Linked DNA regions of Homo sapiens: region 1 is linked to region 2. A link is an interaction called in ENCODE POLR2A ChIA-PET data of the cell type or tissue named here. Cell type or tissue: GM12878. All regions are shown on one strand.

The links. Peaks named below come from ENCODE experiments on the same cell type or tissue, not always from the same donor. Only the 100,000 strongest peaks of a DNase experiment are listed, where the experiment ranks them.
Region 1: POLR2A ChIA-PET joins it to region 2 with 12 read pairs; 2 of 35 experiments call an interaction of 5 or more read pairs at or near these places.

The regions. Positions count from the first base shown.
Region 1 is chr3:196,271,318-196,279,317 of GRCh38, forward strand. The region is part of intron 1 of PCYT1A (phosphate cytidylyltransferase 1A, choline); the gene reads right to left. Among named protein-coding and RNA genes, the nearest start is that of PCYT1A, 12 kb to the right of the region's middle. RefSeq lists enhancers at 1,767-2,266, 3,435-3,644, 7,683-8,000. In GM12878, no CTCF peak of the experiment used is centred here; a DNase peak (open chromatin) is centred at 3,474; H3K4me3 peaks cover 1,003 bases; H3K27ac peaks cover 2,277 bases.
Region 2 is chr3:197,071,317-197,079,316 of GRCh38, forward strand. It overlaps DLG1 (discs large MAGUK scaffold protein 1), which reads right to left. Exons shown (of 25, transcript NM_001366207.1): 18 at 5,270-5,369. Among named protein-coding and RNA genes, the nearest start is that of MELTF, 46 kb to the left of the region's middle. RefSeq lists a silencer at 5,998-6,198. In GM12878, no CTCF peak of the experiment used is centred here; no DNase peak of the experiment used is centred here.

The sequences.
Region 1 (8,000 bases), 800 kb before region 2:
GAATTTCTTAACTCTAAAAGTTCTATAGATTTCAGTGACCACTTCACCAGAGTTACTTGCATGAAAATTGTGGAGTAGCATAATGGTTTTTATTTACTTTTTTATTGTTTTTATTTTTTTAGGGGTCTTGCTAGGTTGTCCAGGCTGGAGCGCAGTGGCTACTCACAGCCATAATCATAGCACACTGTAGCCTCAAACTCCTGAGCTTAAGCAATCCTCCCATCTGAGCCTCCAGAATAGCTAGGACCAGCATAATGTATTTTTTAAATGTCCTTCTCCTTCTTTCCTTTTTTTTTTTTTGAGAAAGAGTCTCACTGTGTCACCCTGGCTAGAGTGCAGTGGCACGATCTCGGCTCTCACAGCCATAATCATAGCACACTGTAGCCTCAAACTCCTGAGCTTAAGCAATCCTCCCATCTGAGCCTCCAGAATAGCTAGGACCAGCATAATGTATTTTTTAAATGTCCTTCTCCTTCTTTCCTTTTTTTTTTTTTTGAGAAAGAGTCTCACTCTGTCACCCTGGCTAGAGTGCAGTGGCACGATCTCGGCTCTCACAGCCATAATCATAGCACACTGTAGCCTCAAACTCCTGAGCTTAAGCAATCCTCCCATCTGAGCCTCCAGAATAGCTAGGACCAGCATAATGTATTTTTTAAATGTCCTTCTCCTTCTTTCCTTTTTTTTTTTTTTGAGAAAGAGTCTCACTCTGTCACCCTGGCTAGAGTGCAGTGGCACGATCTCGGCTCTCACAGCCATAATCATAGCACACTGTAGCCTCAAACTCCTGAGCTTAAGCAATCCTCCCATCTGAGCCTCCAGAATAGCTAGGACCAGCATAATGTATTTTTTAAATGTCCTTCTCCTTCTTTCCTTTTTTTTTTTTTTGAGAAAGAGTCTCACTCCGTCACCCTGGCTAGAGTGCAGTGGCACCATCTCGGCTCACTACAACCTCCGCCTCCCAGGTTCAAGCGATTCTCCTGCCTCAGCCTCCTGAGTAGGTGGGATTACAGGCACCCACCACCACGCCTGGCTAATTTTTTGTATTTTTAGTAGAGACAGGGTTTCCCTATGTTGGCCAGGCTGGTCTCGAACACCTGACCTCGTGATCCACCTGCCTCGTCCTCCAAAAGTGCTGAAATTACAGGCGTGAGCCATGGCGCCTAGCCAATTTTTGTATTTTTAGTAGAGACAGGGTTTTGTCATGTTGGCCAGGCTGGTCTTGAACTCCTGACCTCAGGTGATCCACCCACCTCGACCTCCCAAAGTGCTGGAATTACAGGTGTGAACCACTGCACCTGGCCCTTCCCCTTCTTTTCTCAGTACTCATTTCCCTTTCCTCTTTCAGGGTCTTAACACCTCAAGCTTGTTCACAGTTTCCAGCTATTAAAACCCCCTCAGGGATTCTCCTTCCCCCAAAGGAACTTATTTATTATTGTCTCATTTAGCAGAGAGTTTCTAGCAACTAGCTATTACAGCAAAGTTCTGAATATTCTGTATTTCATGTTTAAGTCACAGAATACTTGGGGTGTCACTTCGCTAGCCAGAAACCTCTGTGGCCAGTGGCACCTTTGCCTGAGTTTTGCTCAGGCCCGCCGGGCTCGTTCCGTCCACTCAGCCTGGTAGGCTATGCTCAGCTTGTGTTACCAGCACAGATTCCATGCATGCCAAGGACAAGCCAGGCACGGAGCGGCAAGAGGTGCACAGGCGAGCCAGCACAGGGTCCGGCCACTGCGCACAGCCAGGCACGCCAGCTGCCAGGGGGTGAGCAGCTCGAGGCGCCAGCTCCCTGAGAGGCTGCAGCTGAACCAGGCGTACTACAAGCAGCTTCCACTGCAGGCACTGGGGAACATGGTGCTGCCCAGAAGCTTGGAGAGGCCAGGAACCACAGAGCTCCAAAGAGGGTGTCACAGCCCTGGCTCAAGGAGCTCCTAGGTCTGGGCTTCCCAAAGGGCTACAGCTCTTCTCTTTCTCTCTCCTCTCTTCTCTCTTTCTGTTGCCCACAGCGTGGCAAGCAGTGGGGGAGGGGAGGACGTGTTTCGGCTCTGTTTGTGTTTCAGCTCTTTCAGTCCCACCATTTGGCAGATCCCGAGTTCTTGTCCCACGTCCAGGAAGAATGAGGTATATGGACAACTGGAGGACGAGCAAGGTGAAGAGGTGCTTTATTGAGCAACACAACAGCCCTCAGGAGACCCCAAGCGGGTAGCTCCTTTCCGCAGCAGGTCGTCCCAGCATCTGTGCAGCCCTCAGCGGAGAGGAGACCCAGAGTGGATAGCTCCTATCTGCAGGCAGGTCATCCTGACGTCTCTGCAGCCCTCAGTGGAGAGGAGACCTGGAGTGGGAAGCTCCTATCCGCAGGCAGGTCATCCCATCAAGTATGGCTGAGTCCAGGGTTTCTACGGGCTTCAGCGGGCAGGAAGTGCATGCTGATTGGTCCATGGGCAGCCACAGGCAGCCCGGAAAAAGCATCGTAAGTTCTCATTCCAGTCCACAGAACTGGCAGCCTGGGCCCCAGGCTTCAGGCCATCCCTGGCTTGAAGGTGGGGCTTCACCAGGGACCCGCCCATTTCCGCCTAGGAGCCTGTCTGCCTCCTGCTGTCATCAACCTGCTGTCCACAGCGCCCAGGCTATTCACGAAGGGGCGCCTGCAGGCCTGAATGGAGCTGCTCTCAGCTCCGCCTTGGCGTCCCCTCCTGTGCTGCTGGACACCCAAAATCCAGAGGGGGCCAAGGCAGAAGGGGGCTGGCATGTCAGCACTGCCCCTAGCACACGCAAACCCAGCCAGGTCATGACAGTGCCCAGGCTTGGCCTCAACTTTGCTCCAAAATCAGAGCAGGCACCAGGAGCAAGGAGAGGCCAGGCAGTGGGAGCAGGCACTTCAAGCCTGCAGGGGCAGGGGAGGTTCCTGGGCCCCCAAAAGCACAGGGAAGCCCGGGTATGTAGCCACGGCTGCTCCCGCCCTGCCAACTTGGAAACGGGCAGGGCTTCCACCTACTCCCAGCTCCCAGTGGCTCCATGGAGCGTGCAGCACAGACCATGCCTCCCCGACTGCAGCCGGCATCATGGCAGCAGCCCATCCAGACAGGCCACCGCTGCCATCATTTAGATGTTGGCTTTTCAGCCCCCTGCAGGGATAGTTGCGTTTTTCTTAAGTAACACAATTTGTACAAATAAATTACTTTCTTGATACTGATGAAATTTTAGGAATCAGCCAGAAATTGGGGGTAGGGGAAACTCTATGATAAACTGTCATCTCTGCACAAGATACGGTTCAGAGAAAAATCTTCAGAACAGGTGGAAAACCAATGCCAGACAGAATGAGGACAGTCTGCTCTGCCCTACTGCCTCTCATAAGCCTGACTGAGATGTTCGTCTAAACAACTGCAACTGTGCCTTACTTTCTTTCCTCCGGCTCAACTCCGAGTGGCAATATGACAAGATCTACAAGAAACTGGCCTAATTCTTAGAAGCTGAAGGTGACACCCCATGAGTCATGGCCAACATGAAAAAATGTCAGAGTCGAAAGTGAAAGATGAGCACCACCTAGAAACTTCCTTTCATCACAAATGCAAATTAAAATGGAAGAAGGGTTCTATACATTTCACTCCGAGTTCTTTCAGTGATGATGATCAGAGCTTGTCTTCACTATTGTTCTTAATGATTCCTTCATAATATTCAGAGGTCAATACTCTCATCTCAGTGGTCTGAGTGAACTACTCAAAATGCCTAATCCATCCAATTAATGATTGTTTTCTAATTTGCACAGTACTCTTCTGTAAGTATCTGCTCAATTCTTCTAAGTGTAGAGAGACAAAATCCACTATGAGAAATATAATCAGCAATTTGGCATCTGGCAAGTCAATAATATCAGGCAGTCAAAAATATGAGTACTTACTGCTTACAAAGTACTGTATCATAATTTTTAAGTACAAACTGAACCTGGAGGACATTATGCTAAGTGAAATAAGCCAGACGAGAAAGACAAATACCACAAATGACCTCACTTATTTGTGGAATCTAAAAGAGTGGAACTCACAGAAGTACAGAATGGAATGGTGGTTACAAGAGATGGACAGAAGAGGGTGGAGAGCAAAAAGGGAGATGTCGAGTACAAAAATTCAGTTTTGAAAGGAGAAACAGGCTGGGCACAGTGGCTCACGCCTGTAATCTCAGCCTTTGGGAGGCTGAGGCGGGTGGATCACGAGGTCAAGAGATCGAGACCATCCTGGCCAACATGGTGAAACCCCATCTCTACTAAAAGTACAAAAAATAGCTGGGTGTGGTGGCGCATATCTGTAATCCCAGCTACTCGGGAGGCTGAGGCAGAAGAATCCCTTGAACCCAGGAGACAGAGGTTGCAGTGAGCTGAGATCGCACCACTGCACTCCAGCCTGGCAACAGAGTAAGACTCTGTCTCAACAAAAAAGAAAAAAAAAAAGAATGGAGAAATAAGCTTTAGTGATCTATTGCACAGAATGGTGACTATAATAAATAATAATGCAGCCAGGCACGGTGGCTCACACCTGTAATCCCAGCACTTTGGGACGCCAAGGCAGGCGGATCACAAGGTCAGGAGATTGAGAACATCCTGGCTAACACAGTGAAACCCTGTCTCTACTAAAAATACAAAAAATTAGCCAGGCGTGGTGGCGGGCACCTGTAGTCCCAGCTGCTGGGGAGGCTGAGGCAGGAGAATGGTGTGAACCCGGGAGGCAGAGCTTGCAGTGAGCCGAGATCGTGCCACTGCACTCCAGTCTGGGCGCCAGAGTGAGACTCCGTCTCCAAAAAAAAAAAAAACCAAAACAAAATAAATAATAATGCATTTTATATTTCAAAATTGCTAAAAGAGTAGATTTTAAATGTTTTCACCACAAAAAAATAAGTATATAAGGCAAGGAATTTGTTAATTAGCTTGATTTAATCATTCCACATGTAAACATATATCGAAGTATCACATTGTATCCCATAAATATAAACAACTATTATTTATCAATTTAAAAAATTAAAGGCCAGGCACAATGGCTCACGCCTGCAATCCCAGCACTTTGGGAGGCTGAGGTGGGCAGCTCACCTCAGGTCAGGAGTTTGAGACCAGCCTGTGCAACATGGTGAAACTCCATCTCTACAAAAATACAAAAATTAGCCAGACTTGGTGGTGCATTCCTGTAATCCCAGCTACTCAGGAGACTGAGGCGGGAGGATCACTTGAATCTGGGAGGCAAAGGTTGCAGTCAGCCGAGATCGCACCACTGCACTCCAGCCTGGGCAACAGAGTGAGACTCCGTCTCAAAAAATGAAAAAAAAAAAAAAATTAAGTACAAACTATTTTCTCAAGGAAGCTTCAATTAAGGCATGGAAAACACACACAGAGCTCCACCTCAAAAATGCTTATGATATAAAAATGCTCTACAGGATTCTAAAACCATGGGGTGAAAGTTTGCTGAGGAATAGGATATTTGCAGTTACGAAAAATTGACCAGGTGTAGTGGCACATGCCTGTAGTCCCAGCTACTCGGGAGGCCGAGGTGGGAGGACTACTTGAGAACAGCAAGTCAAGGCTGCACTGAGCCATGATCATGCCACTACACTCCAGCCTGGACAGCAAAGTGAGACCCTTTCTCAAAAAAAAAAAAGGCCACATGCAGTGGTTCATGCCTGTAATCCTGGCACTTTGAGAGGCCAAGGCAGGCGAATCACCTGAGGTCTGGAGTTCAAGACCAGCCTGGCCAACATGGTGAAACCCCGTTTCTACTAAAAATATAAAAATTAGCCAGGTGTGGTGGCGGGCACCTGTAATCCCAGCTACTTGGGAGGCTGAGGCAGGAGAATTGCTTAAACCCAGGAGGCAGAGGTTGCAGTGAGCCAAGATCATGCCATTGCACTCCAGCCTGGGTGACAAGAGTGAGACTCCATTTCAAAAAAATATATATATTTTTTTCTTTACCTGCTTACACTATTATGTGTTTATACTATTCCTTATCTGCTTACATACAGTTCTTCTATTTTCTAAAGATGACTTTTGGGTTTTACATTATATTCTACACTGTTCTTTAAACTGAAGTCTTTAGATCCTTCGGATTTAAAATAAAACACACCCACTGCTTTTTGGGTTTTAGTGTAAGACACTTCTTTATCTCATCCACTTCTCAGGAGATGGAAAACATCTGGGTCACAGATATTCCATAATGATAACCCTAAAAGAATTTAGAAATTATGCAAAGATTACTCCTCATGACTTTCCTCTAGAACTACTGCTGTTTAAACTTTTACTCTGGGCTGGGCGCGGTGGCTCATGCCTGTAATCCCAGCACTTTGGGAGACCAAGGTGGGTGGATCACATGAGGTCAGGAGTTCGCAACCAGCCTGGCCAACATGGTGAAACCCCATCTCTACTAAAAATACAAAAATTAGCTGAGCGTGGTGGCATGCACCTGTAATCCCAGCTACTTGGGAGGCTAAGGCAGGAGGATCACTTGATCCCTGGAGGTGGAGGTTGCAGTGAGCCTAAATCGCACGCCACTGCGCTCCAGCCTGGGCGACAGAGCGAGACTTTGTCTCAAAATAATAATAACAATAATAAACTTTTACTCTGTAGGTCTCACAAGTTTTTTTCATTTTTTCCCGGCCTTCTTATGCCATCCCAATGTTCTCTCACATCTACTAACTTATAACCGCAGCACCAAAGCATACAGAATAATAACTGATGTTTAAAATCATGGAAAAAGGTACCCCCAGTCTCCCTCATGTTCCAATAGATGCTTGCCCGGACACATCACCTTTGCTACTGAGAAAGTGTAGAGAAAAGGTGTGTGGGAGGATGAGGGCGTACTGAAGACAGTAAATACATCCTAACATCGTGTTGGCTTCTTAATTTGTTACACTGAAACTTAGGTGTACCTAAAGCCACACCACCATTACAACATCGATAACTGCCCAGTAACCATTTGGAATACCTCCAACAATGAGGAACAATATTTCTTGGACTCTCAGTTTATGATAAGTGCGCCTCTGTCATCAACCAATACCATTCAAGTAAGGTACAGTGATGGCTCTGGAAAAGGAGGTGGCTTTAAATATCTACATTCAAAGGGGAAAAAAAATACACGCACACACACAGGCTGCCTTAATATCCCTGTTTGTCCAGCGGGCAATGGGACTGGGAAATGATCGCGCCTCCTCAGAGCCAATACAGTAGGAGGCGAACATGGGGCAGTGCATTACTCAATGCCCTGCAGACTGACCCTTAGGAATGAGACAGGAAGAAAAGTATTTGGAGATAGAATAGAGAACCTCCCTCAAGAGCCCTACTAGGATGGGCCAACACTTCCTGTTTGTTTAGTGGTTCATCCTCCAGAACACTTTCTTTGTCAAAAAGGCTATAACAGCCCAGTACAGTGGCTCATGCCTATAATCCCAGCACTTTGGGAGACCAAGGCGGATGGATTGCTTGAGCCCAGGAGTTCAAGACCAGCCTGGCCAACATGGCGAAACCCCATCTCTACTAAAAAGACAAATAATTAGCCAGGAGTGGTGGCACATGCTTGTAGTCCCAGCTACTTGGGAGTCTGTGGTGGCAGAATCGCTTGAACCCAGGATGCAGAGGTTGCAGTGAGCCAAGATCGTTCCACTGTACTCCCGCCTGGGTGACAGAGCAAGACCTCATCTCAAAAAAAAAAAAAAAAAAAAAGCTAGGCCAGGTGTGGTGGCTCACACTTGTAATCCCAACACTTTGAGAGGCCAAGGCGGGAGGATCACCTGAGGTCAGGAGTTCGAGACCAGCCTGGCCAACATGGTGAAGCCCGGTCTCTACTAAAACTACAAAAATAAGCTGGGCGTGGTGGCAGGTGCCTGTAATCCCAGCTACCCAGGAGACTGAGGCAGGAGAATCATTTGAACCCAAGAGACGGAGGCTGCAGTGAGCCATGATCATACCACTGCACTCCAACCTGGGTGACAAGAGTGAAACTCTATCAAAAAAAAAAAAAAAAAGGGCTGACAGCCAG
Region 2 (8,000 bases):
GGGTTTATTTTTACTACTTTTCTACTATTGAATATATCTGATATTTATATAATAAAAAGTTTAAGTTACCAAAATCTCTTCACTGTCTTTTTTTTTTTTTTTTGAGATTTCTCCTACTCACCTCAAACCCTCTAAGACTGCCAAAAGCTACGCCACAATCAAATTCTGCAGGTTCTTTCAAATATCATTTCACTTAGCTCTTCTACAATAAAGCCTCACTACTCAAAGTATGGTCCTTAGAATAGCGTCATCATAATTGTTTGGAATGTTATTAGAAAAATAAAATGTTTTTCTTCTGATAATTGAAAATGTTCCTCTTCAAAGCATTTTACCAAAGAAGACAGTCAAATAACCAATAAACATATAGAAAAGTGTTCAAGTTAATTACTTGTCAGGGAAATGCAAATTATAACCACAAAGAGTGTCTCTGCCATCCACCAGAATGGCTAAAATGAAAACACAAAACAGACATGTCAAGCATCGATAATGATATGCAGCAATGGGAGTTCATGCGCTAGGAATGGGCAAACTGGTAAAACTAGAAAACTAATTGGCAATAGCTACTAAGGCTGGACAAATGTGTATCTATACGACCCAGCAATTCCTTTCCTAGATATTTCCCCAACAGAAAGGCATATATATGCTTACCACAAGACATGTATAAGAATGTTCAAAGCAACACTATTTAAAATAGCTCCAAACATATAAGACTGAGACAATATATGCAGTTTCATATTTTACTTTTTTCATAGATAGTAAGCATTTCCCCATGTCATTATCTTTAAATATGATTTTTGATGGTTATGTAATATTACATAGTATGGATAAATCATACTTCATTAGGCACTTCCCAACTGTAAGACATTTTACCACGGTTTTTTTTATTTTTGCTGTTATTACTCAATAATATTATAATAAGCATTCTGATATATAAGGCTTTGTCTCCATCTCTAATTACATCCTTAGGATAAATTCTTTGAAGAGGATTTAGTGGGTCAAAAGATGTGCTTTTTCAGGAAGGCTGTGCCAATTTACACTCCCATACATTTACTTGTAATACATTATTTACTTGTAATACATTAAAAGCAGGCATTTAGCAGCACTCTCTCCGTCATGGGTTTTCTTTTTAAACAAAAGTCTGCCAAAGTGACAGGTAAAACATTTTGCTTATCACTACTAGGGAAATTAAACATTTTTTATATGCTTATTTCATTTGCTTATCTTCTGAGCACTCTTGCCCAGTTTTCTAATGGAGAGTTAGCTTATTTCTTATTACCTGTTAAAAACTTATAAAGATATTATCCTTGTGACATACATGGTACAAATAAATTCTTCAAGTTTTTATTTTTGTTTATGATTGTCTTAAAAAAAAAAAAAACAAAAAAACAAAAAAAAAACCTGAGTCTTGCTCTGTCACCCAGGCTGGAGAGCAGTGGCGTGATCTCGGCTTACTGCAACCTTCACCTCCCGGGTTCAAGTGATTCTCCTGCCTCAGCCTCCCTCCCGAGTAGCTTGGATTACAGGTGTGCACCACCATGCCTTGCTAATTTTTGTACTTTTAGTAGAGACGGGGTTTTGCCATGTTGGCCAGGCTGGTCTCGAATTCCTGACCTGAGGTGATCTGCTGGCCTCAGCCTCCCAAAGTGCTGGGATTACAGGCGTGAGTCACCGCGCCCAGCCTGTTTATGATGTTTGATGAACAGATCTATCTCAAATCTCTCTAACCAAGTTTTATCATTGTACTCAAATGCTTCTTCCTGATACAGTACATCATGTTTCTCTTCTGCTCTCCTCTAATACTACATCATCAATCTGAAGCAATGAAACTACTCTTACATCTTATTCGTAATGCAAATGAAAATAAGTCTGTTTTTGGCATTTAGAAGCTCTGCACAACTATGCGTACGTCTTTAAAGTGAGAAGAAAGAAAAGACATATGTAACAGGAAACCTACGTGCCTGAGGAAATTTTTGAGGTGTTGTACAACATGGAAAGTTGTAAAAATGGAAAGCCTACATGTAATAAGAACAAACCTTGTCTCAAATCTTATGTCATAATTTTACTTCTGAGCACCTTATGTATCTTTTATTGAGTTATGTTTCCTTTCAGTCTCTGTTAAAGGAATCTTACCTAGTTTTAGTCCCTTGAGCTTTTTCAAAATTACCTCCCTTAAAGCATGAAAGCGGCACGGGTTTTTATTTCTAGCTTTTCGCAAATGATGACTTAGCTGCATTCTCCCAAACTTCCATTGTACTCTCATTAGTTCTGTTTAGCAAAATTAGGTTTGATAAGACGATTTCTCTCACTGTTTTCTCTACTGTTAACAGGGAAATCAATAATTTATTTGACTCTCTTCTTCTCAGAATAAAGAACAAATGAATTCAGGTCTACACAAAGCGTTCTATGGTATCACTTCTGTTTCTCTGTCTGCTCTTCAATTAAATACCCCATTTTTCATAGGTTGTGTGAATTTACAGCAGATATACATTTTTTTTTTCTTGATATTCAGTGTTATTCCATTTCTCTTCAATAGGTTCGGTTCTCTGGAATAACTTAACCTTCTTTTTTGGGTTCTTTTTGAGTTTTGTTCCAATAAGGCCTGATGACTACCTACATTAAGTTGCACTTATTTTCTTATATTAAAGTCTCTCAAGATTTTGCTTAGTTTATTCCCTACATTCTTAACTTCAGAATGTAAGTAACTGAGGCCACAAGTAACGTCCTTGAACACATCCTTCTTCCCAGTATTTACTACTACATAATCATGGGCACCTTGTCAACTGCCTTATATCATCTATTTTATGTGATAACCTCCATCATATCCAGTTTTAGAATTTTACTGATATTTTTCTGTCTTCTCCAACATTTTGTGAATAAAATCTTGATCTGATGATCAAGTTACCAGGTGAATAAATTCTTTTAATTCCTGTGAGATGAAGCACAGAAATCTATTATTCAAGAGATCTTAGGTCACTCTCCAGAAAATAAAATCTTTTTCTGAATAACGTCGTCTGATAATCAGTTACCATTTTTCATATTATTTCTCTTCCAAAGTCTCAATCTTCAATCAGAACCAGAGAAAGAGGGTCAAGGTATAATGATCATCTATTATAACATCAATATGGGAACCAAATTCTTCATTTAGTTTCTTTTTCTATGAGTTTCCTATGTCTCTGTTCACTTAACATATAAGAAAAATCTGTGGGTCCATTTGTTGATCCATACCACCTCTAAAGTATGTTATCAATCTCAAAATAAATTCTATAGCATACATAAACTGTGGTAGTATGGTCCAATTTTAGAGGTTTTCATTGATAATTTTCCCCAAATGTAAGGGTGTCACTAGTGATAGGAAATCTGTGGCCCTTACTAAATCCTATAAAGGCACATGCAAAAATAACAAAGTGTGTCTAACAGAAAGAGTTGTAAATAAACATACTGTCTTCAATCTAATACAAACTTAAATCACTATGGTTGAAATAAAAGTACCTGCAGTTTAGATTAAAATTTCAGCATAAAAGCATAAATCAGAAAAATGTCTTATGTAAAATTTAATGTTTATTAATGTAGGTCTTAGAAAGTTAAAAGATACTGGCTATAGGCTTAATGATCAATGAATGACAAAGAAGTTTTCAAAATATTTAATAATCTAAATAGAAAGAACCATTTAGAAAATATTAGATTAAAAGATTACTTCTATCACTCACTGTCACCTAAAGTTACTCAGTAATGTTTGGTAAATTTTCAGTTAAGCAATTTGAAAACATGCAAATTAAAAATTTTATTTGCTAAAATGGCTTCTTGCTTCATTCATTCATGCCAACATTTATTGAATGTCTTCTACATACTAGACCCTGTGTGAAGCTTTACATGAAGATTAAGTAACTAGCTAGAAAATTAAACAAGAACAGCAGCAACAAAAACCAAAAACAAAGGCAACATCTTAGCTAAAGGAAAAACAAAATAGTTCTTATACTCTTGTGGTAACTTATAACTTTCTCAAAAAAAAAAAAAAAAAAAAAAAAGAGATACACAACCTATCCCCTCAATAAACTGCTACTTGCGTAGTATTCTATTGTGCTTTATACTTTTATAGTAATGCTTTTCTAACACATAATCAAAATTATTTTAAATTATTTTAACAAAAAAAAGGGGAACATAAAACTCCAAGGAAGCATATTTCTACATTCTAATAATGAGGGTACATTTAAAAAAATCTTAAAAGTTTTTATATTTTAAAAGTTCCTAGCAAAAGTAACTGTCGTAAAAATTACAAAAAGGAAAATATAGTTACGAGCAAGAGAATTTTTCAAATGACATGTGAAAAATAAAAACAAAAAGTTATGTATTACAGAAATAAAGTCCCAAGCATGTGATAAACATGAAAATTCTAAAAGCAATCTAAATCATACACCTCCTTATGCCAGAAAGGCACTACCATGAATCTCAAAATGTATCTGAATAAGGTAGGTCTGCAGATGGAGGTTAAAAAATAACTTGGGAGTATTTTGATCACTTACTCAGGCCTTTTGATCCCATGTCGTCAGGGATCTCCTGTAGAGGGTAGTCCCCAGAGAGCAAGCAATAAAAAGATAATCAAAGAAAATAGTTGTCAGTAATGCATAAAATTGGTGCTACAGTAAGAGACAGTTCCAAGACCATTACAGGTACATATATCTTACAGAGCATTTTTACATATTTCTAGAACTTTGAAATGAGCTAGCTGCTAACTGTAATCTACCAAAAGAATGAAAGTTCTAGCATGAAGGCTGATTCAGGTACAGAAGCAAAATTTTAGACCATTTCTTGCTATTTTAAAAGTAAAATCCAGATTGTCTACATATAATGAAGAAATAGGGTAAAATGTAATGATTCCAGAGAATCCAGTTATCAGACTCGCCATGTTATACCTAGAAATCAACAGGTAGCTTCTCATGTATTCATGTTCTTCCTCTAAAATATTCTTTGAATGTATGAATGTGTTTTTCATAAAAATCTTTCCTTCAAATAACTGCATTTATACATATTTATATGTTCAAGTTATAAACATATAACTGAAAAATAATGTTTGCTTTAAATTAAGAATTCCTAAGGTGCCAGAAAAAGTTAAGATCGGCATACAAATTAATTTATAACTGTTAAGTTGCCCTTGAAGACAATTAGCAACCTGCTGCAGCTCTTGAAACTGTCTCCATGGTAACAACCAACTGCAGGGCAGTAGGTCCCTCTCCATTTTATTTTCAGTTGACCACTGGATCCACATACTTACGGTCAGCATCACTTGTTTCCTGCTCACTCTGGTCCTTGTTCTTGTAGAAGGGGAATTTTCGGGAAAAGAGGTTCTTTTTACGCTTGTCATTGAATGACTGCTGAAGAAGAGAAGGAGGGGCAAAACAAAGGGATGTCTACTGTCTGTGTGTACAAAGGCCCAGCCTAGCAGCTCTGTGGAAGCTGACTCCTATGACCACAGTGTGCAGTTTGTATATGATTTTTACTTTAATCTCATATAAAGTGAATTTCTACTTTTGTATAAATTCTAACATTTTGCAACTGAAAATACTTAAGAATTTCAGACAGCATAGTTCATTTATACCTAAAAATAAAAATGCTACTTGACAAAAAAAGGCAAATCAGTTACTACTACAGTACAAACCAAGCTAACATTTGTTTATACTAATCCATGTTTTTCCAGAAAAATTTTCAAGTATTAAGTGCTCTACAGCAAAAGTTATTTAATGTTACTTTGCTGCTCAATTACATTTTATTCATTATCTTCATTTTATTTTGGCCTGACCACAGTTATTCCTTTATCTCTTTTTTTGTGGCTACGATGAGCTAACAGAAAAGTCATTATTTAAAAAGTAAACCAAAATGATTATGAGAAAGTTGCTAATGCTGAATATTTAAAAAACAAATATATATATATTTATATATACACATATACATATTCTTGGAAGAGGATAAAAGGTAACTAAATGCTTATGAGCCAGAAAATGGGAAGAAAACTAAAAGGTCCATCAAGCACACAGAGTCCAGCAAGAGACTTATCAATGCCATCTCTTAGCCAAGCAAGAAGAGTCAGAAGTCTCCTGACCAACGTGAATGCTTCAGTACTGAAGTCTCCTGACCAACGTGAATGCTATCAGTACTGACTTATTTATTCTTAAGTTCTACTCTACTTATTAAAAAAAAGTACACATAAATAATGTAGAACCACATCCAATCATTGGCACCACGTCCTTCATAGGGAATAAAAAGTTTGGTGTCCACCAAAGCCACAAGGCAATTAAGATTCTAACAGTTTATACATAATTGTAACGTGGAGTTGAGCAGTTGATTTGATGTCTCTTATTGCACATGTTGGAAACAAGTTTTTCCTTGAATGTCTCATTTGTGCATTCATAGATTTAAGAGCATGTAGCACAAGAACGATGAGGCTATTAAACAGAAATAGCTTCTTTTGTCATTTCTCTGTCATAGGCATTCATGTTTTGAAGGAAACGGGCTTACCTACCAGTGACACTAAGAATTATTATTTTTTGGAGGGGGAAGGGAAAAATATAAAGAATAGATTTTTTTGTTCTGATTTTTATGAGTTTATACACATCTTAAGATGCTGTATTATTCATTATTTTGAAGTATATTGACAAGAACAGTGTGTTTTTGGCATGCCCTTATTTTAAGCATGTGATGCCAGGTAATTAAGGTGAAGCAGCCAGGTGTGGTGGCTCACATCTGTAACCCCAGCCCTTTGGTAGGCTGAGGCAGGAGGATCGCTTGAGGCCAGGAGTTCAAAATCAGCCTAGGCAACATGGCGAAACCCCATCTCAAAAAAAAAAAAAAAAAAATTAGCTGGGAGCAGTGGTGTGCGACTGTAGTCTCAGCTACTTGGGAGGCTGAGGCAGGAGAATCACTTGAACCCAGGAGTTTGAGGCTGCAATGATTAGCTATGATCATACCATTGCATTCCAACCTGGGTGATAGAGTGAGACCTTTTCTTTAAATTAAAAAAAAAAAAAAGTGAAGTAGATTAAAGTGACTTTTAGCTCAAATTCTATGACTTGAGAAGACTTATTTTGATAAAGATCTTTATAAAAACAAGGTTAAACTTTCATTTTTACCTTTTCATATAATTAATTCAGGATTAATAAGTTCACAGTTCATTAGCCAAGCAGACTGTCTTGATTTCAATCTTAAAGTTTGAAGGCTCTGAGGAACTAGATAAAAGAGAACTCTAAGTAGAAGTTAAAAATTCAATGGACAGAAAAAGTATTATGGAGAAATCTGGGCTTATAACTATTTTATAAACTGTCAAGTAGCATTATTTGAATAAAAATCTTTGTTCAAATCCAAATTTTAGAAAGGAGATAGACGAGAAAGTGTTTTAGTGAAAAAAATTATGGTAATCTAATTTAGGGAAAAACTAAATCTTTTCGTTCATAAGAATCAATGGTTTTGAATTTAGCAATAATTTTTATATCTGATACAACTGATGTGTTTTTTATAAAAGTTTATTCATCCCTCTTACTGCATCTATAGTGGTCAGAGTCAGTTTCACAGCAAACAACCAAAAGAAACATGAAGTTTAAAATGTCTGATTCTTATTATCTTTGCAGTTAGCCAAAATGAGATATCATAAAGATATCATAATATAGGACAGAGAGAAATGCTTGTTAGTTAAGAAAGTATTAGTTGTATCACATTTAATATCCTCCAGGTGAAGAACTTATTAAAAGTGAAAAAAATAGCACAAGCAACCAAGACAAAAATGTGTAGGGAAAACACAAAACTGAAGACTTGCTACCTCCAGTTTCTCTGTATTTTCAATCAGAAGTACTACATTTAATACTTACTGTCATTAATGCTATATCGCAAGAGAGACAGTGTAAGAATTGATAAAATATCATAAATTCATGATACATATATTAAATATCTAAATACATAATTTCCACATGTATTTCAAAATAGCCAAATGAATGTTAGACATGTTAATGAGAAAC